Linked DNA regions of Mus musculus: region 2 is linked to region 1. A link is a loop called in an ENCODE intact Hi-C map of the cell type or tissue named here. Cell type or tissue: gastrocnemius. All regions are shown on one strand. Links, peaks and the distances in the headings refer to the core of each region. The heading gives the core; the rest is flanking DNA. Region 1 overlaps Gm43837 (a long non-coding RNA gene). Region 2 overlaps C030018K13Rik (RIKEN cDNA C030018K13 gene).

Region 1 (15,305 bases), core at 3,254-11,253:
AAACCCTGTTTGCTTCCCTGACAAGTGTAAACACAGGTGACAGGGGAGAGGAATATTGCATTAACAGTGGCATCTAGCCTGATGGTAACAGGCACCAGAGTCAGAAAGACCTGGAATATTGGGTCTTTTGCCTGCTGGCTGTATTCTCAGATGATTGACTGGGTTAGTTGCCACGCCTGAGTTTCTGGTCTTTTGCTAGAGATTTTTGTAGCTAGACCCTGGAGAGTCTTAAATAGATGCCCATATCGCCATATGTGTTGTAACCGGTACATAGTAAACGGTCAATGAAAGAGGTGTTACTGTGGAATTTTAGGCAAAAGCCCTTGAAGCTGACCTGGGTGGCTATCCTCCCAGACTGTGGTATTAGTTAAGGAGGTGACCTCAGAGTGACCTGGAAAAATATCTTGATAATGAACCATGGCTTCAGGAGTCTCAGGGCAGAAGAATTTCCCACCTGGATAGAATTTCACAGGTGTGATTTTTGAACCAGGAAATCAGGCTGCGTTCCTGGGCTCCCCAGCAGAGCACGGTCTCACCCCCAGGAACTTGGAAACATCTGACCACCAGGTGACTGATCCTACTTAAGCTACACATTGTTGTGGGAAGTATCCAATGACAGGGATCTGTAGCAGGGCCTTCCCATTAACCAGTTTGTGTCCTCTTTTCTGAAACCCTCCTAGATGGGTCCCTGTGACCTCTTCTTCAACAGCAGCGGCCGGAAGAACAACAGCTGCTGTTCATAAACATTGCTTTACACCTCCTGTCAACCATTGGAATTTGTCGCTGCTTTGTTTTGAGGTATGCTATACTTACATTGTATAGTGTTCAAGCTTTGCCAGCAACTCATTGTGTAGCCAGGATGACTTGGGAGTGTTAGAATTACAGGCACAAGCCACCAGGCCTGGCTCTGAGAAGTACCTTAATAAGTACCGTATCTATACTGCCTCATTTATCCTTTGAAACCACCTGGAGAGGGGAATGAACCCATTTTACAGATAAGTAAACTCAGGTGCCAGGAAACATTACCAGGGTTCCTTCAGCCAAGAATCAGTATAAACTTAATTTTGACTTCCAAATCAATTAGTTAATCGTCTGCTGATAGTGTCTTAGTCAGGGTTTCTATTCCTGCACAAACATCATGTCCAAGAAGCAAGTTGGGGAGGAAAGTGTTTATTCGGCTTACACTTCCACATTGCTGTTCATCACCAAGGAAGTCAGGACTGGAACTCAAGCAGGTCAGGAAGCAGGAGCTGATGCAGAAGCCATGGAGGGATGTCCCTTACTGACTTGCTTCCCCTGGCTTGCTCAGCCTGCTCTCTTATAGAACCAAGACTACCAGCCCAGAGATGGTCTCACCCACAAGGGGCCCTTCCCCCTTGATCACTAATTGAGAAAATGCCCCACAGCTGGATCTCATGGAGGCATTTCCTCAACTGAAGCTCCTTTCTCTGTGATAACTCCAGCTGTGTCAAGTTGACACAAAATTAGCCAGTACAGATAGGATGTGCCAATGGAAAACACCATGGACAACTGAAGTTTCTTAGAGATTGCGAGGGTCTTGGGAAATCTGAATCGATGCCCTTTTGGTGAAAATATGGACAGATCCCACTTAAGTTGAGCATAGCACATACATATGACTTTGTAAGTGCTGTGGGTGAGGTCCATGAAGCCATGACAGAGATTGGAATCTATACTCTTGCACCCCACAAGCCTCTGGGATTCCCTGGAGAGGAGGTCTGTGCTAGATTCGGCACTAAGTTCCTTTGTGGGAGCTGGGGTGGGGCTGGGAAAAGCTGGTTGGTCGGAATGGTCTCCCTTTTCAACGGGAGACTGTGGAGCAAAGGGATCAGTTTGATGTTAAAGGCGATTTTCCAGTTCCAGGGAAATCAGACCCACATTTGGAAGGGATTTGGAGCACTCTCCCTGCCTGAAGTCAGCCGGAGAACCCTGAATGAGTTTCCACTATGCATGTTTGGGGATCCTCTCAGTTCCTACCAGTTCGCTTCAGCCTAAAACACTTCCTCCATTTCCAGAGGGTCTTCTGTTTTAGAAGGAATCAGTTTTAATTACTCAATTAGGGAACAAGCCCTACTCTTGGTCTAAAGCCATTTTGTCAGATTAGCTCAATGAAAATTAGTTTTATAGTTACTTAGTAACCTTAAACTTTTTTAGTAGATATTCTGTTACAAATCAGTTTCAAACAGTGCACCAAGGCTCAGGGTGGAGGTCAGAGGGCAGCCCAAGTGAGTTGGTTCCTTCTTTGTTCCCTGCGGATTTACAGAACCCAGCCTGTTAGACCTGGTGACCGGTGTCTTCACCTCCTCAGCCATCTTGTCAGTCCTAGCTCACCCACAGTGTCACTGAGGTTTACCAATTCAGTCAGAAGGATGAGAATTCACTTAGTACAGACAGATTTTTTTTATTATTTAAATGGAAATAAACCAAAGTAAAGTAATAAAAAATAAAATAAAAAATCACCACAGTTGCTTGGGGACACTGAAGCATTGAAAGATGTTTTCTATTTTTTTTTTTTTTTTGGTTTGGTTTTTTCGAGACAGGGTTTCTCTGTGTAGCCCTGGCTGTCCTGGAACTCAGAAATCCGCCTGCCTCTGCCTCCCAAGTGCTGGGATTAAAGGCGTGCGCCACCACCGCCCGGCAATGTTTTCTAATCTTAAATGGCCTGTTCATTGCTCATCTCGTTACTGTAAGAACATCTACAGTTTAGGGAAGGAAGGGTTTATTTCCGCTCTCAGTTTGAAGGTGTGGACCATCACGGTGGGGAGGTGTGGTGGGAGAAAAGTAAGGCAGCTAGCTAGGTACCTCAAGTCGGGAAGCAGAGAAGAGCTAATGCGCATGCTCAAGTTGCTTTTTCTAATACTCAGTCTGGAACCCCAGCCCATGAAACGTACTGCGCCAATGGATTGTCCTACCTGGGATGGCATCGTGCTCTCGGATGCACTAGTATCTGATTTCCTCTCTGTATCGGCTGCTTTCGTATTCAACCAAAGGATCTGACAGAAACAGCCTAAGAAGGAAAGTTTATTTCGACTCCTGGTTTCAGAGTGGGGCAGACATGTGAGAGCCCACCGCAGCCGGAGCATGTGATGGAAGACCCTTCACGTCACAGTGGGCCAGGGCTAGAGGCTGGGCTATCTTCTGAGGTCTGACTTAAATGACCTCCTTCCGCTAGCAAAGCTCCACTTCCCATTCCACAGCCTCCCAGGATAGAACCACCACATGGGGAATGAGCTCTCAAAGCCTGAGCCTGTGGGGGCACTTCAGAGTCAAGCCGCAATATTCTACCACTGGACCCAAAGGCTCGTGGGCATCTCGTGACTAGAGCTGCATCGTGTCTAATTTTAAGAATTCCTGTAGTCTTAATAGTCTCAACGTTGTTCCAGAGTCCAGTGTCTCTTCTGAGGCCCAAGAGAAAACTCCGGGCTGTGAGCCATTCAATCAAAACTGAAATGGCGTATAAGAGGACATAGGCTGAATGCTGCCATTCTAAAAGAAACAAGAGGGCAGCAAAAAAAGATAGGATCAAAGCAAGACTGAAACCTGGCATGATGACCATTAAATCCTGTAGTTTCTCAGGCAGCATCAGGCACACGCAGCCCTGAGTGCACACACACTTGTACAGTGTCAGACACACATAGCCCCTAGGCATACGCAGCTTCTGAGAGCCCACTTTGTTGTACCAAAGAAAATACTTCTAGTCAGTGCTTTTCTAGGAGGGCTTTAAAACTTTCTTTAAAATTGTTTTTATCCATACATTTCGATCATACATTTTCCTTTCCCCCAACTTCTCCCATCTCCTCCCCATCTCCCTACTCTACACAGCTTCACGTCTTTTCTCTCATAAGAAAAAGAAAAATGAAAGAGAAAATCAAAACAGACAAACAAACCAAAAAAGAAAAGAAAAGACAGGAAAAGAAAGGAAAACCAGTAAGAAAAAAATACCAAATAAAATAATGCAACTCACATACAATCAAGCACAGAGTCTACTTTGTGTTAGTCGACTACTCCTGGGCATGGAGTCTACCCTGGAGTGAGGTTGATACATCTGTGCATCTCTCCATTGAAGAACACGGATTTTCCCGTTCCCAGGAGTTTTGTTTGCAACTAGTTTGATGGTTAGGATTGGTCAGGAGTGGACTCCTCCACTTCCCTTTCTCCATCCTGGGCTCTTGTCTGATTTGTAACTATGCAGGTCTTGTTTGTATTGTTACAGTCTCTGTGTGTACATGTGTATCAGTTCTGGAAGACCCTGTTTAGGAAGGCATGTTTTTCATTCTCTCTTACAAAGGAAATTCTTTCAATGAGTCTGTACTTTCACACCGTAGAGCAGGGCGGGGTCTCACTTCCACTCCCATTTCCTAGTGCTGCAAGCAGCTTCTTGAAGGATGCTAATCTGTTTAACAGATTAGCTGCTTTGTCTATACTGGTTTTACCTCCAACTTTAGGTAAGTTTGTGTTTTGTGTTTTTTGTTTTTCTCTCTCAAACTGCATGTTTTCCCAAATTTTCCTGCTCGGAGTTTCCTGACTAAAAGCAGCCAAAAATGGCCCTGTACCAGCCTGAATGCTGTGAAGACTTGGAATTTTTTCAACCAAATAAATTGGCTCACTCTTTTAAAAACCAGCTTCAAAGCTGGATTGGTGGTGCACACCTTTAGTCCCAGCACTCAGGAGGCAGAGGCAGGCAGATCTCTGAGTTCGAGGCCAACCTGACCTGCAAAGTGAGTTCCAGAACAGTGGGGGCTACACAGACAAACCCTGCCTTGGAAACAAAACAACAGAAAAACCCAGCTTCACTTCAAAATTTAAAGACCTTAAAGAATACAGACAAATTCCTTCTGGAGATATAATAGAAATGACTTGAGATCTAATTCCCTATACAATCCCTGTCCTTGTCTGGAGCCTCTGAGCCTGTCCTTTGCCATCCGTGTTTCTGTCAGCATTCTGGGTCTTCTACATTTGGACCAGAATCATCCATTACATTCACAGCATGTCAGGGCTTCTCCAGTCCACTGCCCCAAACTTCCAAATTCCTTCCACAAATCATCTGCCAAAGTCTAAGCAGGATGACTTTGGGGTGTTCATAGAAGTCACCCTACTTCTCTGCTATCTGTTTTCTGTGTTTGTTACTTGAATATCACTCTGACCACTATCTCCAACAGAAATGGTAGAGGAGAGAGATGGTGGAGGAGAGAGATGGTGGAGGAGAGAGATGGTGGAGGAGAGTTTATGTTGGTTCTCGGGTTCAGAGGTTTCAGCTCATCACAGCAGGGAGGGAGTTGCAGAGCTCATGGCTGTCAGAGGAAGTTCTCAAGAGGCTCCATCTGCAGGAAGCAGAGAGCAGTCTCTGGAGGCCCTTTATTGAGTGATCACTACAGTCTATCGAAAGCTTTGCATTCTCTGCCCTTCCCTTCTCAATACCACATCTGACATAGGCAGATCCCAGCCAAGAGTGTGTTGATTAAAGTTTGTGTTTGGGGACTGAACACATGACTCCATAAGCAAGAGCGTTAAAAGACCAGAATTGGATCCCATGATGCACATAAAAAGCCAGGCATGGCTCTATGTGCACCTCTAACCCCAATGCTGAGAAGGGGGCTGGTGGAGAAGCAGAGACATACCATTCCACTTTGTGCTCCCGGCCGGTCACACACTTCCAGTCACCCACCAAGGGACTCTTTCATTGGCGAATGAAAGATACACACACACTAGCTTGTTTTTGAAATGCTGTGATTAGCTCAAAGGTTAGGCAGTGCTAAGCCTTTGCCTGCTACCCCAGGCCCAATAGGGAAGTGGGCAGTGGCCACTTACCAGAATTCTTACACTGCTCAGAGGCTCTCTCTGCCACAGCTCTAAATCTGAGCCATCTCTCAACTCATCTCAAGCCATCTCAGGCAATCCTCTGTCTCCACTTCTCTATCCCAAGCCCTCGCAAATCTAAGTGTCCCGGTCCATCTCCTTTTGCCCAACCATTGACTGCTAGCATCTTTATTGATCAATCAAAAACCAATTGGGGACAAGGTCCTTCAGCATTTGGACACACAGATTCCTGATTAAATCAAAGCATTAGAACCAATCCTCAATACATCAGTCCAGACACAGGTTCAGAGACCCTGTCTAGGAGGAATAAAAAGGAGAGTAATGGGACAAGATCCCAGGTGTCCTTATCTGACTTCTGCCTACATGCATAGATAGACATGTACACATGAACATACATGTGCACATACACGACACACAGATACAAAAGCCATGTTTTTCTTTAGTCTCAAAAAACCCTGAAAAATCCCAGAGGCTGCAAGTTGCTCCTGCTTGAAATCCATGGAGATCACTAAGGCTTCTCTGAGTCAGCTAGGAGTCTGAATGAGCTCAGAAAACCAGGAGCTAACTGTGAGGAGGTGGTAGGGAGGGGGTGTCAGGGTGGGAGGGTTGCCACTAGCTTCTGCAGGGGATGGGGAAGAGGAGAGAGTGGGGAGAATGGAAGGAGGGGACCATCCAGCAGCTGGCCCAGCTGTGTGGCCTGTGCTGTCCTCCCTTTCTGGCCCTCAATTGCTCTTTGAACAGCTCTGCATTTATGGCCACTTGGACAAGCCCCGGCATTGTTTGCCTCTAGTATCTAAGGTCAGAGGCCTTAGAGGAATGGCATGGTTCTATTTCCTTAAATAGTGACTTGGGAATGAAATGAGTAAGCGTGTCTTTAATTAGCCATACCCCAGAGGCCTGCGGGGGTGGGGGGGTCTGGTAGATGGTGGGCCCCCTGCCAAGATCAGCATTGTGAGGCTGGTATTTGGTCCAGGGTGTGGGGGGGGGGGGAGGGTTCAGTGCTATGCATTATTTACCCTCCCTCCTCATCTCCTATTGTCCTATCAGCCTCAACTCCAATTCTGTCCCCATGTCAACATGAAGGATGCCCCGGAGCTGGAGAGAGGAAAGAAGGGAGCCCTTTCTGAGCAACTACCACAGCCTAGGCACTGTGCCAGACACTGGAAAGGGCAAGGTCAAAGATGGAAGGATCGTGCGGAGGTGAGCCAATGAAGGCTGAGCCCAGGCCACCTAGTCCCACAGTGGTGATGCAGTTAAAGCATAAGGGTCCCTGGCACCAGGGGAGGTTTCAGAATTGCTGTATCCCCTTTACTGCATTTTTCACACTCTGTAACCACACCACAGAGCCACCCCTGCTACAATCTCCACCCTGTTTCTTTCTGTTGCTTCCAGAACCTGCCTGGGTTCTCTTTCCTCAAAACCTCCAGGGGGCTGCTAGGCATCTCTACACTCTTTCTTTCTTCTCTCTCTGAGAGAAAATCCCTTTCCAGCCTCCCTCTGCTTACAGCTACCTTTCCTTCTGTTTCTTCAGTTCTTGTTGTCGATGTCACAGAAAAGAAAATGATCATTCAGAAAGAACAAAGGGAGGAGGCAAAGGAGCCTGCAAAGGAGATGCTGATTGGCTGAAGGTTTAAGGATGCTGCAAGTGTGGAAGCCAAAGAGGGAGAAGTGCCTGAGACCACCGCCCAGACAGGAGCCATAGCTGACTGTGGAAGGGAGACTAGGAATAGCCACAAGAAAGAAATTTCCATTCAGAAGGAATGGAACGGGCAAAAGAATTTGGGAAGAAGTTGAGTGGTTAATCTACTCAGGTTTTACCTTCTGATGTTGATGTTTCTAAGAAATTGTGATTGCAGAAAGGGTCAGAACATTTTCTGTCTTCTCAGCTACTCAGATTGGAATTTCAGAGTCCACTTGGGCTGGCAGGCTGAGACAGACAGTATCCCCAGACCATGTCCCCCATACCCCTTCCCACAACTCCCCCCCGCCCCCCCGCCCGTACCATCTTCACCTCCAAGGAATGAGGGAACACCTTGGGCAGGTCTGGGCAGGGCAGGCCTGTTTTGCCCAGGTCAGCTGTGGTCGCCTCAGGAATGAGAAAGAAAGCCTGACTATAAACAAGACTTTTTCCACGATCCCTTGATGTGCGCTCCTTATGGGAGGCACAGGACGTCCAGAGCTCTCTTCTCAGTGTTTGGCTAGGGCTTACCTGGCTTCACGCTCTTCACTCTCCTCTACCTCTTGACCTCACATGCTGATTTGTGCTTCTGGGGTCTTACATAATATGTTATCCTGGAATCATGTTTTAAATGGTGCTTTGTGAAAATGGCATTGCTGGGGCTAATGCTGCACCACAAAGTAATCCCTGGAGATGCGGAGTGTGGTCCAGGGCCAGCAGCATCAACATCTCTTGGGAACTTGTTAGAGATACAGGCCCCAGGGTCCTACCTGTGGGTGGAGTACTGCCATCAGAATTTTAACAAGCCCTATGGTGGGTCTGACTTTTGAGCATGCTCCAATTAGGAAGGAAGCTATTTAATGCCAGGAGATGGAACCCTGGGTTTGTAGACTTACCAAGGAACCAAAAATACCATTTGTCTGCTGCAAGACCCTAGGCTTGTTGCACCAGAGGCAGAGATGTGATTTCTTAGCAAGCTAATGAACCTTTGCTCTCCAAGATGGAGGGGGTGTGGGGGGGGGAGGAGCTTTTGACAAGGATGCAGGGGGTGGGGGACTTCCTGATGGGGGCAGGTGACCTTCACAGGAAGGGTTTTGGTTCCAGCACAACTACTGTGAAGGAATGCTCCCATTCAGAGCTGTAGGATGTCCTGAGGGGGGTGGGGGTGGGGGTGGGTACCTCCCTCCCTTCTTGGAAGTTGCCACACCTAATTCTCTAGCATGCCGGCCGGCTGGGAAGAGGAAATGGACTGTGACTGAAGTGAGAGAAGCTCAAATGCTCGGTGAGGGACTTTTCTGAGGGCAGTGCCTGGAACCAACTTTCAGTGTGGGTTGTGCAATCTCCTTTGGACATCTCTTCTTGGGGCAGGAGAATGGAACCGCTAAGTGTCCTGAAGGGACTTTGGTCCTGGCTTTTCATGATGTAGCTCTGTACTCCTGGGGAGATCCCTCAATCTTTCAGGGCCACTAAAGCCTTGCTCATACACCGGAAATGATGATAGCAAGACGGACAGAAGTTTGGCAGGTTTTGGGTACCATCCCAGGTAAGCACCAGTCAGTGCTGGGTCTAGAACAGTGCACTAAGCTTGAGTGGTGCAGACACTGTATCCCCCACACGCTCACTGAAAGGACAAGGGATTCATAGTCTCCCACTGAAGTAGCTGGAAGGCCACCACTCTGCAGCTATTTCAGACCTTTATGCTCAGCACAATATTACCATGATCCTGTTCCCAGAGCTTAATGGAACTCTAGAGAGGTGTTCTTCATGGTGTTTCCTATTGCTGGGATATCTCCTCTTCTGGTCACTTGTCTTTCAGGAGAGTGGTTGTAAGAAAGCCGTGAGGGCTTACATCTCTTCCCAGGCCTGAGGGAGGAAACAGGTAAAAAGAAGAGAAAAATGAAGTCTCTAGGGTAGAACGACAAGGTGTACAGGAGGTAGCAGCTCCCAGCGGGGCTCAGCTGGAGATGGTTGGAAGAGTGACTGTGTCTCCTTCCATCCGCGAACAGTGCAAGCTTCTGCCGGTAAAGGTCACAGCTTACGACGGGGTCTGTCTTTCTCAACACACGGGCTGAGATACAGGTCCTGGGCAGAGCCACTCATAGGAGGGGTGTCTGGTTCTTTGCTTTTAAGCTGTACCGGTGAGGGAAGGCAACTTTGATAGCATCGTAACTGATCAGAGATCAGTACATTGCATAGACCTTGACCATGCACATGGCTTCCGCCCCGGGTGTTATCCCTAGATATTTTATCGTGCCCCAGAGCAGGTGCAGGTCATGCAGGAGAAGCAGGCTGGAAGGGCCCTGGGAGGTCCCCTTTCTGCAGAGTGCTCTGGCCTGCCAGAGAACAGGAACCAACAGCAACAACAACAACAACAAAATCTGGAACTAATGCGTCTGGATTTTTCCCAAGTGGCCTGCTTTTCCCTGTGGGTGAGCTACAGGGTCCCTCTCATAGCCTGCCCTTCCCTCCTGTCCCCCTGTATGGTCATCTCCATGATGGCTAGATATTCCCTTTGTGGCCACCATTAGAAAGTTCAGCAGGGTGAGCTTTTCAGAAAAGCTGCTATTTAAAAACAGGAACCTGAAAGATACATTAACGGGGGGAAGTGGGCGATTATTTGTCTTTACTATATATAGGAGAGAGTCAGTTTATAACAGAATTATTTTTGTATGCTGTTTTTGCCGGAGCAGCCAGCCTGTCTCCTGATGCCAGTATGCAACTGATTTTTATAGCATCGCCTCCGCTCCATAGGGTCAGTCATCAACTGTCCCAGACCCTTCTTGCTATTTGTGGCTGCTTCTGGTGTCTGGAAAGGAACTCACTACCCATGGAGGTTCAGCGAGTTCTCCTTGGGCTGGCTACATGCAGCCTGAAGTAGAAAGAGCATATGGGTTTTCTAGCTGTACCCCATATCCGTTCTTCCCAAGGTACACTCTGCTCAAGCAGGCAAGTCTTCCTTCCCTGGAAGTGGCTGGTAGTTGAAGAGCCAGGAGAGTGTTTCCTCCACACATCATCTTCTGATCCTTTGGCTGGAATGATTGGTGTACAGTTGGAGACTGTCTGAGTGTGTTCTTAAAGTACCTGTGAATGTGAGTCCATTCCTTTGTGATTCGAAGAGCAGCAAAACGTGGTTTGACCAGTATCAGTGATAACAAGGAAGAGAGTGCTCTTGGTATTCCTGCCATCTGGCTTTCTGCCTCTCAAACGGGCTGGCTTATTTGGCTTTGATGGAGTTCTAAGTCTGTATCTAAAGGGAGTTATTTTAAAATGAAACTTACGTCTCTGAGGATTGTAAGGGTTCAGCTGCTCAGCCAGGGGACCAGGTTTCTAGACTTGGTGCCCACAATGTCTGGCCAGCCTCATTCCCAGCAAGTCACCGCTGCAAGTCACCACCACACCCAGGGTCGGGCATGCTCAGGAATGTGGCCTGTGCATTTGTCTCTGCAGTCTTGGATCACACTATGAGAGCAGTCAGAATATCTTTGTTCTGTGTCCAGGCCACCAAACCCTTAGAGAAGATCAAAAAATGTCTTCTCTTTACCTAGAGAAGACAACAGATGCTTACTCAATGAATGGATGGATGGCAGATGGATGGATAGCAGATAGATGGATGGCAGATAGATGGATGGATGGCAGATAGATGGATGGATGGATGATGGATGGATGGATGGACAGACAGACGGACGGACGGACGGACGGATGGATGGATGGATGGATAACTGTCTTTTACCCCAGCAGATCTATTACACTTGAGGAACTTTACTGAGTGCCTATTCCATGCCAGACTTTCTTCTAGATACATCATGGTATGTATCAAAGCTGACCAAAATAACCAAAGCCAAAAACAAAACCAAAAAAAAAAAAACCCCAAAAAACAAAAAAAACACCCCTCTCTTTCCTTACTTGCAAAGAGATTACATTTTAGCAGGGCAAAATAGATAAGCAATAAGCAAATTATACATGCATATATAAAATGTAATGTGTCCACCTGACATACACATATATGTACGTATACATGATGTCAGGAAGAGGAGGGACGGGATGCGTGGAGATCCAGGAAAGCTGAGCCATAAAAGAGAGTGGTCAGGGTTAGTGTCAGGGTGCCTTAGTGGACCCAAGACTTTACCAGATCATTTCCTCTGGCATTTTGGTGCTATCAGTTTTGCTTCTGTGTGTATGTGTAAACACACACAAGTCATATATAGGCCATAGCAGCATCCAGCAGGGGCCTCTATGCCTGCTCAGCATCTGACACCTAATAAATGTTTGATAAAATGTAGCCAGCTGGGGTCTGAGAGATGGTATATCGGTTAAGAACAATTGCTGCTTTTGAAGAGTTCCCAAGCTCAGGCCCCAACACTCAAGAAGGATGGCTCATCACTATCCTTAAGGTCAGCTTCATGGGATCCCAGGCCCTACCAGCCTCCAGGGAAACTGGTATACCCCACTCCCGTCTGTCACACACAGTTATCTACACACACAATAACATATAAACAAATAAAATGAATAATAAATATTTTAAAAAGTAGCCAGGTAGGTGAATGCTTAATAATTAATTTGCTAAAGAGGATTATTCCCCTCACATTATAGAAATGATAACTGTTCCACCGGCCTATTTTACATGTGTATGGTCTTAGTTAAGATTTCTAACGTGATAAACACCATGACCAAAAGCAACTTGAGAAAAAAATGAGTTGATTTTTGTCTTACACTTCTAGGTAACAGTTCATCCCTGAGAGAAGAGTTTGGGGCAGGAATTTGGTGGTAGGAACTGAAGTAGAGGCCATGGAGGGGTGCTGCGTGCTCCTCCTGGCTCACTCAGTCCATCTTCTTATATGATCCAGGACTACCCACCAAAGGATGGCACCGCTCACTGAAGGTGGGCCCACCCACATCAACCATTAATCGAGAAAATGCTCTGCAGGCTTGCCCACAGGTCAGTCTTGTGGGGACATTTTCTCAGTTGAGGGTCCCTCCTCAACTGACATAAGCTGACATAAAAGTAGTCAGTACACATGTATATAACTTGCCTGCTCTACTTCAGGTACCAAATGCCTTTGAGTACTTAACGAAGGGCATTCACCTTTGAGTTAGGCCTCAGAGCTTAGCTGTTCCAGCAGTCTCCGTGAATAGCATATTGTTAAGCATGGAACTCCTGTCCCTAAAGGAGCAGCTTTTCCTAAGCAGATTCTTCCATCCTGGCCAACCGTGCTCTGGGCAATGTTTCTGCTTCATGGGTCTGTTTAATGCTTGCTTTCCCTAAGGGGCTAATGCCCGTTTACCGAAAGTGATGCTGTATTGCCCTACAGCCTCGCAGTGGGGCTTAAGCAGGGAAATCCCTGCCCAGGAAGGGGAACAGATGAGAAGTTTGAGGTCCGAGCATCTGGACACTGGTTTGCTCTGTTTGGAGGGGCGAGCACATGGCCTCTCTATACTCTTTTGGCTCCGCCTGCCCCCAGCATGGGACACAGACAGCCTTGTCTATTGAGAAACTTAGAGGAACCCCTCTATATTTTGCATCAAATACCCCCTGCTTCTCAATCCTTTCCCATGGGCCAGTTACCACGTTTAAGTCTATTTTCCAGTATCTTCACTGAACTCCCACAGTAGTTGTGGGAAGTGTTGGTCACTGTCTACTTAATGGACACGAGGACCCAAGCCGACCACAGTTGCCAGGATGACAAATGGCAAAGTCAGAGCTTAGATTTAGGGCTTTTTGGATCCAAAAGTAGGCATTTAGCCACTAAAGGGTAGAGGTTTTGTGTTTTTGTTGTTGTTGTTTGCTGCAAAAATGGTACACTGTTCAAGGGAATAATTATGAAGGCTGCAGGAATGTGTGAGTGCAGGCAGAGGTAGATTCATTTATAATTCAAGATTCCGTGATGACAAAGAAAGGACAAATGTCTAACTCGTGTGCTGGTGGCAGTGGGTGAAGCTGAGCATGGGTGTAAACAATCACTGAGAGATGGGACAAACTCAGAGAAGCGTCATTGTTAAGATGACAGAAGGGTTTCCTTCCTCTTTCCATTTCCTCTTCCTTTTCTATTTCCTTCATTTTTCTTCCCCTGCCTTGTCTTTTCCATTCAATTCCCTTTCAACTTTTGAATCATGTGTACTCGGATGTGTCTACGTGGGAGTGTGCACCATGGGTACAGTAGCTGATGAAGGCCAGAAGAGGGTGTTGGATTCCTGTAGGCTGGGAATTGAACTTGGGTCCTCTGCAAGAGCAGCATGTACTCTTAACCACTGAGCCATTTCTTTTTCCCTTCCCCCATTCGACTCTGGGACAGGCTACTCTTGAATTCTTCATCTTTCTGTCTCAGCCTCCCTCCCGAGAGCTGGGATTACAGAGCTGTAACACCATGGCTGACTGAAATTGTCTTTGCTATTGTTGATGCGTATTTGTGATTCATGCTTGACAGATGAGACTTTTCCTTAGGGTAGAAAGATTACCTAACTTAGTCTTAAAGTGTGTCAAATTAAATCAAGACTTGGCACTCTATGCTGAGGCAGGGGACTTAGGTGCAAGAGTCCAGTCCTTTGTGATGAAATCTCTGGTTCTTGAACCTTCAATCTACCCAAGGATGTGTAAGAGACCCAGCCGACTGAGGGCAAATGTGCCTCTTCTCCATTCAACCCAAAGGGAAATGGAACTAGGTTCAGAGCGACATTCTAGAAGCTACAGTAGTATTTAAGCTCCTTGTTCTGTGACTTTGGATTTTGAAAAGACTTAAAATGTAGGGCCAGGTTCAGACATTTTGAGATTAATCATTTTCTTCTTGGACTAGAGTACTTTAATCATACTGTGTTTCTCTAGCTAATGTGGCCTTAAGAACAATTTTAGCACACACTTGTCCACAGTTTTTATTAGAAGGAGAACTATGAAAACATAGAATGTGGCCTTCATGTCGTGACTGCCATTGGAAAAAACGGCAACCCTGAGCTTCCCCATGGCTTTGGGCCTCAACAAGGACCCAAAGGTAATGAAGAACGTAAGCAAGGCATACCTGGTGTCTCAGGCACCCCAGCAAATACACCAAGTCCCTGCAAGACGAGATCTGATGGAGTGCCATGGAGCTGCTCCAGGTGACCAAGGGCAAGGGAGCTCTCTAGCGCATCAGGAAGAGAGTGGGCATGCGCACCCGTACAAGAGGCGATGGGAGGAGCAAAGCGGGAGAAGCTGAGCCCTGTGCAGACATCCATGAGAAAGGCCAGGGCCAAGAAGGACCGATGCACTGCCCTGCAGCCTCCTAAATGTTTATGCCTGGTGGTGGTGGTGGTGGTGGTGGTGGTGGTGGGAGGGGAGAGTCACGTGTGAATCCTAAGTACGAACTTTTTTTTTTTATTAAAGGAATTATCATTTGGGATAGGTTTATAAGCAAATTCCTTCATTCTATATTGTGTGCTTTTGTGAACGTAGCTAAGGCTCTTTCTTTTCTTCACGTACAAACACCGGCTGTCTCCCCCATTCTCTGATCGTTCACAGGTTTGATTGTTTATCTGGGTCCAATCGATTGTCGTCTATCTCTCCTGAAGATAGATTTTCACCCTCCTAACCTCAAAACCGAAGTCTAGTCTAACAATCATCTTAGAGTTTGACTGTCAACCCCTCTTACCTGAAAAGTTGCCTCCCGAGATGTTGAGAGGCACTTTGTTGCCTATAGTCTATAGCAAGGATGAAGAAGTCCCTCTTACTGATCTTTATCCATCGCTAAGTATTACTTGGTCTAGATGAACATCCAAGAACTATAACTCTCCATCTAAAGTTTCCTTGTTTCCAATTCAAATCTTC
Region 2 (15,305 bases), core at 2,894-10,893, 96 kb after region 1:
GCAGTTTGCTTGGGGTCGGGTGACAATCGGGAAAGAATACTTTAGTTTATAATAAGAAGCATGTGATTTAGGTTCATGGAATGGGCTAAGGAAGTATTTATAAATAATTACATGTCTGAGTATGTGTTGTATACATATACATATATATATCATGGAATTCTTAAATATAAACATTTGTTCACATGGTAATGCAAAACTTACCACAACCTTCCTAATGCTGGCAATACAGTTCCTCATGTATGTTGTGGTGACCCACAACCATAAAATTATTTTTGTTGCTACTTCATAACTATAATTTTGCTACTGTTATGGGTCATAATGTAAATACCTGTACTTTCTGATATTCCTAAGCAACCCCTGAGAAACAATCCTTCACTCCCCAAAGGGGTCATGACTCACAGGTCGAGAACTGCCGATTTAGGAACCAGAGACCCTCCTCAGTGATCTAGCTCTCTCGCTTACCTGTGCAGACCCATCTCTGGGCTCCATCTCTGGAAGTGTCACAGCACTATTGATTTGGGTGGTAAGAGGGGAGTGGTCAAGTGTGTAAATGTAACTTTTATTCTCCTGATGTAATTGTCATCTCAAAGGCTTACTGCCTCCATCTGCTAACCTAGGCCTGGTCCTGGAAGCTTCTAGACTCCCTACAACCTTAGCTAGACCTAGAATGTTTTCAGCGTCTGAGACTTACTGCTGAATAAGCTCACCCTTTCTTGTGATTTCTGAACTCTGGCTGGCTGATTCAACTCAGCTCTTCTGGCTCCAACTCCTCTCCAAGCTGATTCAATCTGGCTTCTCTCTCAGCCTCTGACTGAATTGTTCTGCTTGGACTCAAACTAACTCCAGCAATCTGTTCTGATTTTCTGGCTCCTTCTCATTCTCTGGCTTGTTCTGTCTTTGCCTGTGTCTAGCTTGTTCTCTCTCTGTCTCTCCGTGTCCCTGTCCCTCCTTTCCCCCTCTGAGCTGTCCCCTCTTATGTTACCTTCTTCTTTCTCTCTCTTCTTGTGAGAATTGCACACATCCTATTTTATCAATTTTTTTCCCTCTGATTCATCACTTTTCTGCTACTCAATTTGACATCACTTTCAAACACGGGTGTTCTACAAACTTAAGTTACCTTCATTGTTTGCGATTAGAGTGCACTAAGGTTGTGTTGGTATTCCAGACAGAAGGATTAAAGGCATGTGCTGAGGCCGAGCCACACCACAACTAGAAACAGGTTTTATTTTTTTCAATAAATAACACAATCTCAGGGTTCACGGCATAATCAATTATCCTGCATTACAGCTCTTAATCTTTATCATGTCTGACTTACCAGGGAAACATCTGTCATGCCTGTGACTCCCTGTGGTGGCTTGAATGGATGTCCCCCAAAGTCTCAGCTGTCTGAATGTTTGGTTCCCAGTTGTGGGACAGTTTGAAAGGGATCAGGAGATGGGCCTTTGTTGGAGGAGGTGTGTCACCATGTCAAGTCTTCCTTTCTCTGCCTGTACCTTTTGGATCAGATATGAGCTCTCAGTTACTGCTCCAGTGCCTGCCATTCCAGCCCGCTGCCACGCTTTCCCTCCCTGAGATCAGGGACTCATCCTAAAGGCTTCCTTTCATAAGTTACCTTAGGCATGGTGTTTTATCACAGCAATAGAATAGTTCCTAGGATAACTCCTTTCATTTTGCTGCTAGAGTGTTAACATGGAGTTGACTTCTCTCCCACCTCCCTGATGGCACCATCCGTTGGTGGCTATTGCTTGTTCTTTCTCTTTGCCCAACCTCTGAGCATTAGGGTGGTTCGAACACAGTCCTTAGGCCTTGTCTGTAGCTACATGCATTGCCTCAAAGGTCAGACTTGTGAATCTACTTGTCATCAGGTTTCTATGTAGATATCTCCAATCTCATGCATGTATGTATGTATGTATGTATGTATGTATGTATGTATGTATGGGGGCATATATGTGAATGCACACTCATGTGTATCTGTTCAACATTGATGTCCTTTCTATCATGCTCTTTTTTGAGACAAGGTCTCTCACTGAACCTGAAGTTCACTGATTGGCTAGACTGATTCACCAGTGAGTTCGATATTCTCTTGGTGCCTCTTACTCTGTGGATTATGAACGTGATTTTCACATGGATGCTGCAGATCTGAACTCAGACCCCCATGTTTGCATAGCAAGCCCTCAACCCACTGAACCACCTCTCCAGCCCTTCGGTGCTCTTAATTTAAACTCTACCATCGAGCCGTTCTTCCTGCTATTTGCCTTAGTAAAAGCCAATTTCACTATTGCCCCCACTCAAACCAAACCCGATGAAGCTTTCTTTTCTTACATATACACTTTTGATTTTTATATTTTAAAAAATTAGGTGTATGTGTTTGTGCATGGGAGATGTGGATATGTGCATATGTGTGCAGATGCCTACAGAGGCCAGAGGCATCTGATCCCCCCAAAGCTGAGACAATTGAGAGCTGTGGGAGACTCAATTCCTCTGCAAAAGCAGTATGTGGTCTTGACCACTGAGCTATCTCGCCAGCCCCTGTAAGTATTTTTATTTTGATAGCTTCTTCTTCTTTTTTTTTTTTTTAACAGAATGCAATGCCCACCATGCACACTGTTCCTAGTGCTAAATAAAAGTGTCCAAAGCCTACAAAACTACTACTTGTCACGGATTCAGATTTCTAATTAGGAGACAGAGGACAGCGGAACACCTGGGTCAGCTGCTGACCAGTGTGGTGAGAGAACACCAGCGCAGGGCAGAGGGCAGAGGCTGAAGGAGGAGGGTGGAACACTGCTGCTTCATTAGGAGACACGTCGTGGAGAAGGTGGACTTTGTCTAAAGATCTGAAGGCAAAGATGAGGTGCTACCTGAGGAAGAGTCTTCTAGAACAAGGGGGCCCAGTGTGCAAAGACACTTGGAGTAGAGGCTCTGGTCTTGGCAAACATGTGTACTCTATTCAGTCCCTTAGAGAACACCACGGGCTCGTCATCTGAAATACAGCGTCCACCCTCATTGCTTTCTCTCTTCCTCAGACCACACTTCAATAATCACTGCCTCATTACTTTCATGGTCTAATTTCTGGACCCCTATATCTTGTCCCCCACACACATACACTTATACCCTCTTCAGCATAGATGCTATGTGATTCTATTAAAACAAGTCTATTCGTGCTAGGTTTCAAAGTCTCCCATGGTTTCACAAATCACGCCACACAAATGCCTCGCATCTTGTCCATTGCCTGCTCAGCCCCCACCCCCACCCCCTGCCTCTAACCCGTCACTCATATGCCTAAACTCGCTCACTCAGCCTCGTCTCCAGTCCTTCAGACTCCTCCTGTTCTACAAGCTTCGGAAGTCAGCATTTATCTGGCATTAAGAACAGCGTGTGTGGTAGCTACTCAATAGCTCCTTGTTGAAAAGGGTACTGCTCTGTCACTGGAAAAAGCCTTGAGCGTATGAATACACATGCTGTGGTAACTGAGCTCTGTGACATCCCTCAATGACCCTTGCCTTCTGGCTGCCCTGCCTTGGTGGACTCTCCTCCCACAATGGATCAGAGTGAACCTATTTGACCCAGAGATTACATGATGGTGTGTGACTTCCCAGATTAGATTACAAGACATAGAACAATCACTACTTTTTCCTCTGAGGGGCGCCAGTTGCCGTGGGAGCACTCATCTACCCTGAAAGTGAGTTCAGTGGCAAGTGACTGAGACCTCCATCCAATAACCAGTACCACCCCCATCTAGTAACCAATACCACTTCCCCATCTAATAACCAATATTACCCACCCATCCCCATTTAATGACCAACACCATTTGCCAGCCACTGAAAGAGATTTGCCTGCTTATAACTAAGTTTTCATATGGCCACAACTTTGGTCAACATCTTGACTAAAACTTCATGAGTGACTGTCCAAGGCAGAACCAATCAGCTGATGTTCTCATTTCTGGTACACAGGTAACATTCGAGACTACCCTTACTGTTTAGTGGTACTGCTTTGGGAGAAATTTATACCTGGATTTACTATATGGAAATGCTGTATCCGAAATCTAAAATGTGAGTAGAATCCTGCAATCCAACACTGAGTAAGAACCAGGAGGATAAAGATGAAGATGAAGATAAAGTGAAAACACTAAACGACTTTGAAGTGACAGCCACTGGGGCTAATGGGACATGAGGAAAACATCACTCTGCATGAGAAGAAAGGAGAACCTTTTTAAGTACTGGTAAGAAAGTTAGCATGCTGTTGCCTGGGACAAAGTAGAAATGCTCCTGTTGACATGGGGACATCTATCTGAGGAAATTCCCAGGCAGGGTATTAAAGAGTATGGGTTTAGACTTTCTATAAAATACAATGAGACAAATAAGCTAAAAGAAGAGCTATTTTAATTTTTAATTTTTTTAAAATTTAAAGTAAAAAAAATGCTATATTTAAAGGTTCCTAGCCTCTATGGATGCCTCGGTGCTAGACTGTGAAAATGCCTTCTAGGTAAAGATAACATCAGAGGCATCAGAGGAAAGCATGATAAGAAGATAAAGCCTACCTTGTGTTTGTAAAATCACTTGTTAAGATCTGGGAATATCCAGGCAGTGCCTTGGGGAACAACTGAGAGGAACAACAGAGGCTTCTAACGAGGCTAAAGGTCATACTCTTGTGCAGTCCCCAAATCCCCATGGCAGCCTAACATCCAAGAATGATCTTCTCAGAAGACCCATGGTCGTGGTCTTAACAAATGTAATGAGCATCACTCATATTTCCAGAGGAACCACAACTTTTATAGACTTAGCGAGGCCATATCTAACGAGGACTCAAAGAGACATGGACAATTTAAAGTGAAGAGGCCTCTGAACTCTAGGAAGAAGGGAAACCATGAAAGCAGAAAATATGGACTGTGTGTATGGAAAGACACTCTAGAAAGCACAGAAGGAGCCGAGAACCAGAGGGACCTATTCTCTGGCTCTGGCTCTTAATCAGGGAGGGACTCCTGCAGGTCCTGATGAAGTTCTGTTCTGCTATGGACCAGTGTGTCTTGTGTGATGGCTATCTTTCTCCTCTGTGTGTCATCCCCTCATGCTCTCCTTGAATATTGAGTTTCATGTTAGGTTTCAGCAGACAGATAACCTATGTCTTCAGAGCCTAGGCCACAAACAAACCCCAATAACAACTAAAACTTTTGTGTGAAACCAAAAGGGAAATTGAAAAAAGTCTTGAAGACCAGTGAAAAAGGAAATAAAGCAATAACAAACACAGGGTGCGGCAAAAGAAATCCAGGGTTTTAGGAGTCAAGAAATGGGCTTGAGTCTCCCTAGGCTTCTGTAGAGGCAGAGCTGAAGCAATGCTGAGATGGGAGTGAGAGACTTGGAAGGGATACAACTCTGCACGTTAAAAGTCACAAATCAATGGGTGCCTAAGGTGAGTCTCGTGTCCCAGGTCCGAGATGGCCTTTGGTGACCTGATTCATGTTAGTGCAGACAGACCTCTTCCCCAGTGAGTGGGGTTGGTCTGTGTAACAGAATATTTCCGAAGGAAGGCATGTGACTCCAGTGACTAGGTTAGGAAATACTTAGCAGCTTCTACGCCTTGCTTTGTTGGATCACTTACTGTGTGAGAAATCAGCTGCTATAATATGGCATATCCATAATATGGGGATACCCAAGCAGCTGTATGCTCCATATGCTCCTGAAATTCTAACTCAGAGCAGAGAGATAAAATGTTCATTGTTTCACTGGGAGACTAAGTTTTATGAAAATATTGTATGCAGCAAAGGATACTCAACACAAATAAAACTGACATGTTTTCCAAATCTTTAGAAACTGAAGTTCCATGACAGCCCTAACTTTAGTAGGTACATTTCTTGTCACTGTAACAAGATGGCTGGCAGAGACAGTCTAAAAGAAGTAAATTTTTTGGCTCGTGGGTTTTTGTTTGTGTTTGTATAATATAGTATTTTAATTACCTCTCTGAGTTCGATGCCAGCTTGGTCTACACAGTGGGTTCCAGGGACAGCCAGGACTACATAGAGAGACCCTGACTCAACAAAACAAAACAAACAAATAACTATTTGTGTGAAGCCAAAAGAGGGTTGTTTTTGTTTTGTTTTGATCTACCAATGAAAACAGAAATGTAGAAAATGGAAACACACAGGACACAAAGAAGTCCCGAGAGGAAAGTTGATGGTGATACATGCCAATAATGAGAAAAAAGAAAGATCTCAAATAAACGACCTGATTCTATATCTCAAGGAACTAGAGAGAGAGAGAACAGGAAGAAAATCAATACGAGATCTAGTAGGATAATATACATAGGACACGCCAGAGCATAAATAGATGAAGAAGCAGTTCGAGAATCAACATGTTGTGGTGGAGCATCAGTTATTCCATGAACATCACAGAGTAGAAACAGCGGTGGTCCAGTAGCCATGGCAACAAAACAAGCAGAAGAACACAACAACAGCTAGGTGTGTAGTAACAGTAAGGAAGTTATTGACAAGATGCTGATGGAAAGTATACTCAGAGTACCCTTGCTTGGGATTCTAGCCATTCCGTTTCCACGCCTTCCCCAGCAAGTGATCTTGGCAGATGCTTGAGCCCACAGAAGTAGAAGTGTGATTCAGGGATGCAGCTTCCATAGGGTTCTTATCCAGGATGGGATGGCATGTTGCAGTGATAAAGCTGTTTAGACATCACCCACACTTCTGTTACGGTTCATTCGTGCTCCTGTAAGCTCAATATACTAACTAGTTCAGCAAGCTTGACTTGAGTGGGCTCATTACCTTGGTCTGTCCCAATCTGGGGCAAATAAATGTTTATTTATCTCTTCCCAGAAGAAGAAATGCAACAAAACAGAAAAGATCAGTGAAACTTGAAGCTTTTTTTTTTTAAAGATTAAAGCGAACAAACTTTTACCTAGATTAGTAAGAGGGAAGAGTCAAATAAGCAATTGACATCATAAAATGAAGAAGACGTCACAGTTAGTACTGCAGAATCACAAAGCCTAAGAGACTGGGGTGAGCAGGATCTTCAACAAGCCGAACAACCTAGAAGAGATGGACAGGTTCCTCAGAACGACAGCCTAACAGGATGGAGCCACAGACAGAGACTGACGGATTAGTAACCAGTGTGGAGATGGAAGTATCTCCAGGACCTCACCCCGGCTTCCCAATGGTTCCCTGGTTCTTGTGATCTCAACTGACCTATTGTAGATGCTATAGGTAAGGTTTATTACAGAGTAATTGGAAACACTCTCACAGAGTGAGACTAGACAATGGCCAGAGAGACCATTACAAGGAGCTACACATTTAGTGTGACTCATAGCACTTTCTGAAGTCTCTGGGGGCAGAGAGCTTTCCCAAGGGGCATTTTCCTGCTTGAGTGACTGACAGGCCTATCTAGATGAATTCTTCAAGAGGAAGACAGTAACAAGTCTTTGTTCCTTACCAAAAGGCCTCCAGCAATCTTGGGATCTTTTTGGGTAGTTCAGACAGTCTCTCTTCCCCATGGCCAAAGATATGACTCTCACCCCATTTTTTTTTTCTGAAATCATGCATCAGCACAGATTAGCAAGAAGTAAAGAAAGAAAACTAAGCAAGTATAAGGAATAACCATGCTTTCTTTAGCAGAAGCAGGAAGGTCTTCCCTGCCTGGACCCCAAGAAAGCATGCTATGTCCCCCTTTCTCACCTATGTCTAATCCATAGTCCCCCGTCGTGGGATCTTAGATCTTGGGGGCAACTTGATATCTTCTCTCCATTTCCACATGCCTAAGAAGGTCAATTATGATGTTTCCCCCCTTTTATAAAACAGAGAGGCAAGATGGCGTCCAAAGCTGATTATGAAGGAGGAGGTTCATCCTCAGCAACCTTCAAGCTTGCTCATTTCTAAGTAGCAAACACTATCAACAATCATGAAGTCTGGAGCTTAGAAGAATGTGGTAATGTGCAGGACTAGAAGGGAGGGAGCCCTGTTTCGAGGTTGCATCCACACTTTTAAACTCTCCTGAAGTCTCTATGATAAGAGGAATCTAACCGAAACGATTGGCTTGCAAACATCTCGGCACTACTAAGTACAACACACACAGGGCCATTCTATCAAAGCCTTGAGTTAGAGGTCCGCTCTGAGAACCATGCTCTGCAGACCATGCTCTGAGGACCACGCCCCGCTGTGAGAAAAACAGAGCCGACCTCACACCTTGGTACCTCCCCGTCTTCAATAGATTAAAAAGGACTGCAGCAAGAGCTTGCAAGCCTCTCTCTCACTTCCTCTCTCTTGCTCAGGAGAACTGTGAGAACTAACTGTTGATCTGAAAGCAACCATGATTTGCTACAGAGGTGCGAGCTTGCACAGAGACCTGTGAAATCCCACAGAACACAGGAAGTGTCTAATTCCGCTGGATCGGGCTGGTGTCAAGGCAGCTGACAGCTTCAGAGCCAAGAGCCTCCAGAATCCTTTTTGGTAAGGAATGTCAGCTACAAGGGGAATCCCTACCTCACCATCTACACAGAGTTCAAAGGAAATGCAGATTTAATCATTTGGTTTCTGTGTGACTTTCAAGTCAAAGTGAAACTAGAATGTGAATATCAGAGCGTGTGAACCTTTTTGGTACGAAGCCTGGGTTCCCCTCTTACTGCTGCGGTGTGTAGAGGATTGTGCAATGTAATAGCAGCATCCAAGATACACAGGGTCTCTGCTTCGACTCTCAAGATGACTGCTGATGCTCGGAGCTGAGCTGCAGAGTGCAGCAGCTCATTGTTTGGGCCAGGAGTGTGCACGTGAAAAATGACTCGCCGCACACTCTGCTTCCATTCTGGTGCTCCGGGAATGGATTGACTTCAAAGAACTCTTTAAAAATTAAAGTTAGGGGGACTGGAGAGATGGCTCACTGGTTGAGATTACTGACCGCTCTTCCAGAGGAGCCAGGTTCAATTCCCAGCACCTATATGGCAGTTCATAACTGTCTGTAACTCCAAGATCTGACACCCTGATGCAGACATACATGCAAACAAAACACCAATGCACATGAAATAAAACTAAACTTAGAATGCCACCTAGCAGTAGTGAAACTAAGTTCAATCCCCAGAGCCATTAAATAAATATAATGCATGTATATGCATATATACATATACATAATCTATTTATAATTTATATTTCTCCATTGGTGAACAAAAGTTAGAATACATGTTCATTGTTAAAAATAAGAAACAGAACACGGGTGATGACCAACCTAAACATCACCAGTGTGGTCTTACACAAATAGGTTCCCTTTTCTTATTTCATTTAGAAACCCACTAAGCAATTGGTGTAATACTCCATTTAGAGCAAGAACACCACAGAGTTGTCTCTGATATCCACATAAATGCTATGACATGCTTGCCTCCCTATATACACACATCATGTATGTGTGTGTGTAAACACATACACACACACACACACACACACACACACACACAGAGAGAGAGAGAGAGAGAGAGAGAGAGAGAGAGAGAGAGAGAGAGATATTAAAAATAAATCTAGTACCAGAACCTGAGTTTGATCCCCCAAACCATGTAAAAAAAAAATCCAACCATGTGATGTATGCTTGTAATTCTAGCTCAGGGGAGGGAGAGCCAGGCAGACAGATCCCTTTGTCTGAAGAAAGAAAGTGGATGTCTCCATGGAAGGACACCTGAAGTTAACCTCTGACCCCCACAGGCATGCACATGCATATGAACATGTACCCACACACATGAACATACACAGGAAAACACTTCTCTTACGCCATGCATACCATAATTTGTATAAAATTCCACCATAAAGGAGAGCTGGTTTCAGCTTCCTTTATTATAAACTATACTGCAGCAACTATATGTGAATACACATTTTTTTCTGTTTAGCATCAATTTCGTACTATTAAATTTTCAAAAAATTGAAATTAAGACCAAATTTCAGTGGTTTTTAATGTTTCATAATTAACTTTGCTTCTTTACCATGGCTTTAAAAATATTTATAAAGGGCTGGAGAGATGGCTTAGCTGTTAAGAGCACTTGGCTGCTCTTTCAGAAGTCCTGAGTTCAAAACACCAATGCACAGAAAATAAAAATACAAAATAAAACCCAACAAAAACCTATAAGATACCAATTATGAGGACAAACTTGGGGTCTCAAACTTTATAAATACTTCTTGAAACATGCAAGACTGCCTTGGTAAGTAGGCCACTTAACCAGTGGGAAGGGACTGTGTCCGGCTGCCCTCAGCGAAAGGCAATGGTCTGTGTTCCCAAGGTCACCAGGCCCCTTTGTCCATTCTTCCCGTTAGCCCCAGGGTGGCCACCTTGGTGAAATCTCCTATTTCTGTTTTCACCATAATCCATTTTTAAATTTGTGTTTCAGGAGAGGCAGCTGAGCCCTGCTTATTGGTGCTGCCAGAGAAATGACACTTTTGGGGAATGAGCCACTCAAAGGAACTTGACTGAAAAGGGAGCAGAAGGATGGAATGGCCCCAGGGACCTGTGGTCCTTCCTGATCCCTTGGTGTTTTGAGGCTCTTTTGAACTCTTTGGATTCACTTTGAACTAATCTAATAGGAAACCTCTGTTCCTATATTGTGGGGCTCCCCTGAGTCCCTAGATTCCTTAGAGTGATTTGGGCATCTGTTTGTCTGGGCAAGCTTTGTCTTTGGGGCTCTTTCAAGCCAATCTGCACTTCTTTTGAGCTATTTAGAATCATGCTGGCGTGACATAGAAGCTTGAATTCTGTGCCTGGGAGCAGGGAATGGGCTACAAGGCACACAGAGACAAAGGTATTTGGGAGATTCTGTAGTTCCTGTAACCATGGAGAATGCTAAGTCAGCATTCTTGCTGGTGGTGGGGGGTTGGGAGTGGGGTGGGGTCCCTGAGGAGGGATTCTAGCTGACTAGCGGGTTTATAGACTTATGCACTGAATTGGTGTAATTGTTTTTTTATATGTCATCGAATGAATCAGCCTCTCAAAGCCTGTATCTATGGTGATTGACTTGATCAGTTTTAAAAATAGGCTGACAGTAGCAATGGTCTGATTAAGCCTTTGTCTAAGAGGGGCAAGAGAGATGCTGAGTGGGAAAATGGTGCCTCGGCTGATGACTTGAGATAGACCCCTGGATCCCACATAGTGAAAGAAGAAAACAGACTCCTGTAAGTTGTCCTTTGACCTCTGACGTATGCTCAGTGTCTAGAATACCACCCGGTTCCTTATTTAGAAGGAACACAGCAGCCCAGAGGTGTGTGGTGATTGGTTAGCATGAACCTTGAGCAAACCTCTTGGTGGTGAGACCAAGACCACAGGGCAAAACTTCATCTGCCCTCCACCTGCAAGCTGAAGTTGCTCTTGGCACACCTAATATGAAGTGTGTGTGTGTGTGTGTGTGTGTGTGTGTGTGTGTGTGTGTATCATAATTATATAGAAGCGGCTAAGTTTTTTTTTTCTTTTTTCTCCTTTCCCCCTCTGCTGCTCTTCCTTTTGAAAGCGGGCAGAGGGCCAGCTACTGGCCAGGTCTAGGTAATCTGCAGGCAAGTTACAATGGATCTGAATCTGAGGTTGTGGGAAAATACTGGTTATTTTAAAACCCAGCTGTTGTTCCCTGCTTAGAGACCGAGGAATGACTTTAGAGAATTTAGCCACATGGTTGGGCCAGTTGTGTCCTGATTTTATTCTGTCCTAAGTATTCCTTGGCCCCGTTCTTTTTTAAAATGTAGTTGAGATTATTCATAGCTAGGTTTTCCTAAATGGCAAATGTACAGAAAACTGTTTATGCTTGCTTTCTCCCTAGGGCTCTGAAAGGGTAAGCCAATTCGAGAGTTAAGAATTCTAATTCCATACGTAGAAAACTGAAAGAATTTTAAATTGTGTTTTAATGTGAAGGAACGTGAGAAGGGTAAGAATGCATCTTATCGTATTAAGAAATGATTGCCTACATTCTAACCTTTGTAAAAGGCTGTTATGAAATGTAAATGTATCTAGAGGTTTTTCTAAAAGCAAATGCATTTCAATGACATAAAACTAGAACACAACTCTCTCTGTAAAGCAGCAGATCTTTCTGTTGTTTTTATTTGTCTGTTGGTAGACAGGCTCTCTATGCATGGCCCTGGTTGTCCTGGAACTCACTATGTAGACAAGGTGGGCCCTCTGCCTCCTAAGGTACCATGTGCCACCATGCCTGGCCTAACAAATCTTTCTTTAAGATGTTGTTTTGTTCATAGTAACATTTGCAAACAACCAAAACGAAACAAAACTGACAAAAAAAAAGAGAGAGATAGAGCGAGAGAGAAAGATTTTCAGAAAATAACAACAAAACCCCTGGTTTAAAAGATAAATATTTGGGGTGTTATCGAGGTAACCTTCACCTAGGAAGTCACTTACGCCTTCTGCTGAGTTTGTCAAGCTTTTTAACACTCAGGAAATTGAGACTTAACAGAGTCAAGGTTCAGTTAAGCATCTCTCTGTGTTAAAGCCCTTTAAATGACGGCTGTGTACGTGCCTATTATTTTAGGGCGATCCCAATATGCTTACTATCCTATGAGTCAAGAGTGTTAGAGGTGAACTGAAGCCTCAGCATTTTGGAAGTGGGGGCCAAGATCAAATGTTCAAGAGTATCCTTAGCTACATAGCAAGGCCAGCCTGGGCTACATAAAACCATGTCAAAACAAACACAGAAAATGCTGTGACTCTATGACAAGAATGAGTAAACCTAGGTGTGTGAACTTTTATCTACATGTTATGTAGAAGCCTGCAGACTTAAGGATATCTCAGTTTAATACATGCAGAACTACAAGCATTGCTTTTTAATATAGTATGAACTTTGCCTAGATTTTCTACATAGAAAATGACCCATAGAAAATTTGATGTTTCTGTTCTTTGAAGGTACAAGCATTCAGGTAGAAAAACAAACAAACAAGCCTTGCCGTTTGGATGGTCCTGCTATTAGAAATGTGGTCTGCTCTTACTTGCTTTGACCACTCAATGTTCTGCTGCTATACACACGTGTCTGTCTGTGATCCTCAGCATCTTCCTCGGCTGATTTGTAAGAGGTCTGTCGTTTCCATGGCTGACAGTGCTGTGGATATATTATTTTACTGAGTCAAAAATCTAGATTTTGCTTCAAAGGCTGAACGAAACTAGATCATTATCCAAGGAGCATTTGTGCATGTACAGGGTGACTCGTTTCTGGCTCTTCTGTAGGTTGAATGTGTTTGTGTTCCTCTAGGCTGGTGGCTCTCCATCTTCCTAAAGCTGTGACCCTCTCATACGACTCCTCAAATTGTGGTGACCCCACCTGTAAAATTCCGTTGTTTCTACTTCATAACTGTAATTTGTCACTGTTATGAACAGTGATGTAAATATCTGATATGCAGGATGTCTGATCTGTGACATTTGACCAACCCCCCACTTCAAAAGGGGTCACAAGCCACCCATTGAGAACTGTTGTTCAAGTAGGTAAGCCTTCTTAGAAGAACACATTCCCATGTCAGTGCCCTCCAAGCTAAAAGGAATGCCAGAGTTACCACTTTTCAGGCTAGTGTTCCTGAGTCCCTAAGTGTGTTGTGAATGTTGTCTTTAACAAAAGTTACTCACTCAGGCACTATATTGCATACAATGTTTTATGTAGTGATTGGTCATTGGTTACCAAGGACTGCATCTGTGAACACACATGTCCAACTTTATGTAGAAAACTTTTTTACCTACTTTTTTCCCTTCCCACAGATCCTTAAAAAACAACTTTAAATGGGTCAGTGGGTACGGGTGCTTGCACATGGACCTGATGACCTGCATTTGATCCCCAAATCCCGCAAAATGTCAGAAAAGAATCAACTCCTAAAGGAGTTGTCCTCTGATGTCCACATGGGCGTCACTGTGACACTGGTGGTCCTACACTGACACACATATTTTACACACACACACACACACACACACACATACACACACACACACACACACACACACACACACACACACCATACACACATATACACACAGACACATACACAAAGCAAATAAATAAATACATTTTAAAACAGACAAAATAAAATAGGATTTATGTATAAAAATAGCCTATTGTTGGCAACTTACTTTACCTATTAAATTGAAACAAATTTAATGCATTTCTGAGAAGCACATAGAAAGAACTTGACGGTTCTACTGTAGCGCTGTCTATGACATAGCGCTGTCTACAAGCTTACCCTAAAGTTCACTCCTAGGGAATGACTAGACTGTTTTGTTGATTGCTACACTTCCTGCAGAATTCTAACCATGGCTACCCCATGTCTTTGCAACTCACTGTCCCTATCCTCCTCTAAAGAATTTACAACCAGCCGCGCTTGGTAGCTCACGCCTTTAATCCCAGCACTCGGGAGGCAGAGGCAGGTGGATTTCTGAGTTCGAGGCTAGCCTGGTCTATAAAGTGAGTTCCAGGACAGCCAGGGCTATACAGAGAAACCCTGTCTCGAACCCCCCCCCCCCCCCCCCGCAAAAAAAAAGAATTTACAACCAAACTTGTGGAAAACAACACCAACGGATGCTTACTTTCAAACTGGTTTTCTCGTAAGTACCTGAGCTCGCTGACTGTGCTTGCTTTTCCGTGTAAACTGATGTCACTTGTTTGCCAAAGTTCCCAAGGAATTTTTGGTTTTGTTATTTAAAGGTTGATTTATTTTATGTATGTGAGTACACTGTAGCTGTACTGATGGTTGTGAGTCTTCATGTGGTTGTTGGGAATTGATTTTTTTTTTAGGACTTCTGCTCGTTTAGGCCCAAGGATTTATTTATTATTATACATAAGTACACTGTAGCCATGCCAGAAGAGGGCGTCAGATCTCATTACGGGTGGTTGTGAGCCACCATGTGGTTGCTGGGATTTGAATGTGGGACCTTTGGAAGAGCAGTCAGTACTCTTAACTGCTGAGCCATCTCTCCAATCCTGAATTTTTGTTTTTTGAGAAAGGGTTTCATGCATTCTGGACTGGCCTCAAACTCACTATGTAGCTGTTGATGACCTTGAACTTCTGACCTTCCTACAGACAGGCGCTAACACTGATAGTTTTTGTGAACCTGAGAGTAAGCAACATCCTACCACCTGAGTTACACCCCCACTCCTGCATATCTGCTTTTGACACAGGATTTTACTATGTAGCCCTGGCTGGCCTGGTGTTGCTACGTAGGCCAAATTGGCTTTGAGCTTGGTGTAATCCTCCTATCTCTGCCGTCTGATGACAGACTCGTAGGCATTCACTACCATGTCCAGCAGAAATACAGCGTCTAGTAAAATGAGTGGAGCGGCTCTTTCTTGAGTTGCAAGGCAATCACCCACAG

Evidence for each region. Peaks named below come from ENCODE experiments on the same cell type or tissue, not always from the same donor. Only the 100,000 strongest peaks of a DNase experiment are listed, where the experiment ranks them.
Region 2: it touches region 1 in a loop (2.7-fold over the local background); 13 of 42 quality-filtered maps call a loop at or near these places.

The regions. Positions count from the first base shown.
Region 1 is chr5:64,382,847-64,398,151 of GRCm38, forward strand. Gm43837 (a long non-coding RNA gene) reads left to right here. Exons shown (of 3, transcript XR_003955925.1): 2 at 681-798; 3 at 6,883-7,029. Among named protein-coding and RNA genes, the nearest start is that of Gm43837, 13 kb to the left of the region's middle. In gastrocnemius, for the core only: no CTCF peak of the experiment used is centred there; DNase peaks (open chromatin) are centred at 6,792 and 6,953; H3K27ac peaks cover 6,532 bases.
Region 2 is chr5:64,479,626-64,494,930 of GRCm38, forward strand. It overlaps C030018K13Rik (RIKEN cDNA C030018K13 gene), which reads left to right. Exons shown (of 2, transcript NR_045413.1): 2 at 3,951-4,342. Among named protein-coding and RNA genes, the nearest start is that of Gm52815, 8.4 kb to the right of the region's middle. In gastrocnemius, for the core only: no CTCF peak of the experiment used is centred there; no DNase peak of the experiment used is centred there; H3K4me3 peaks cover 830 bases; H3K27ac peaks cover 754 bases.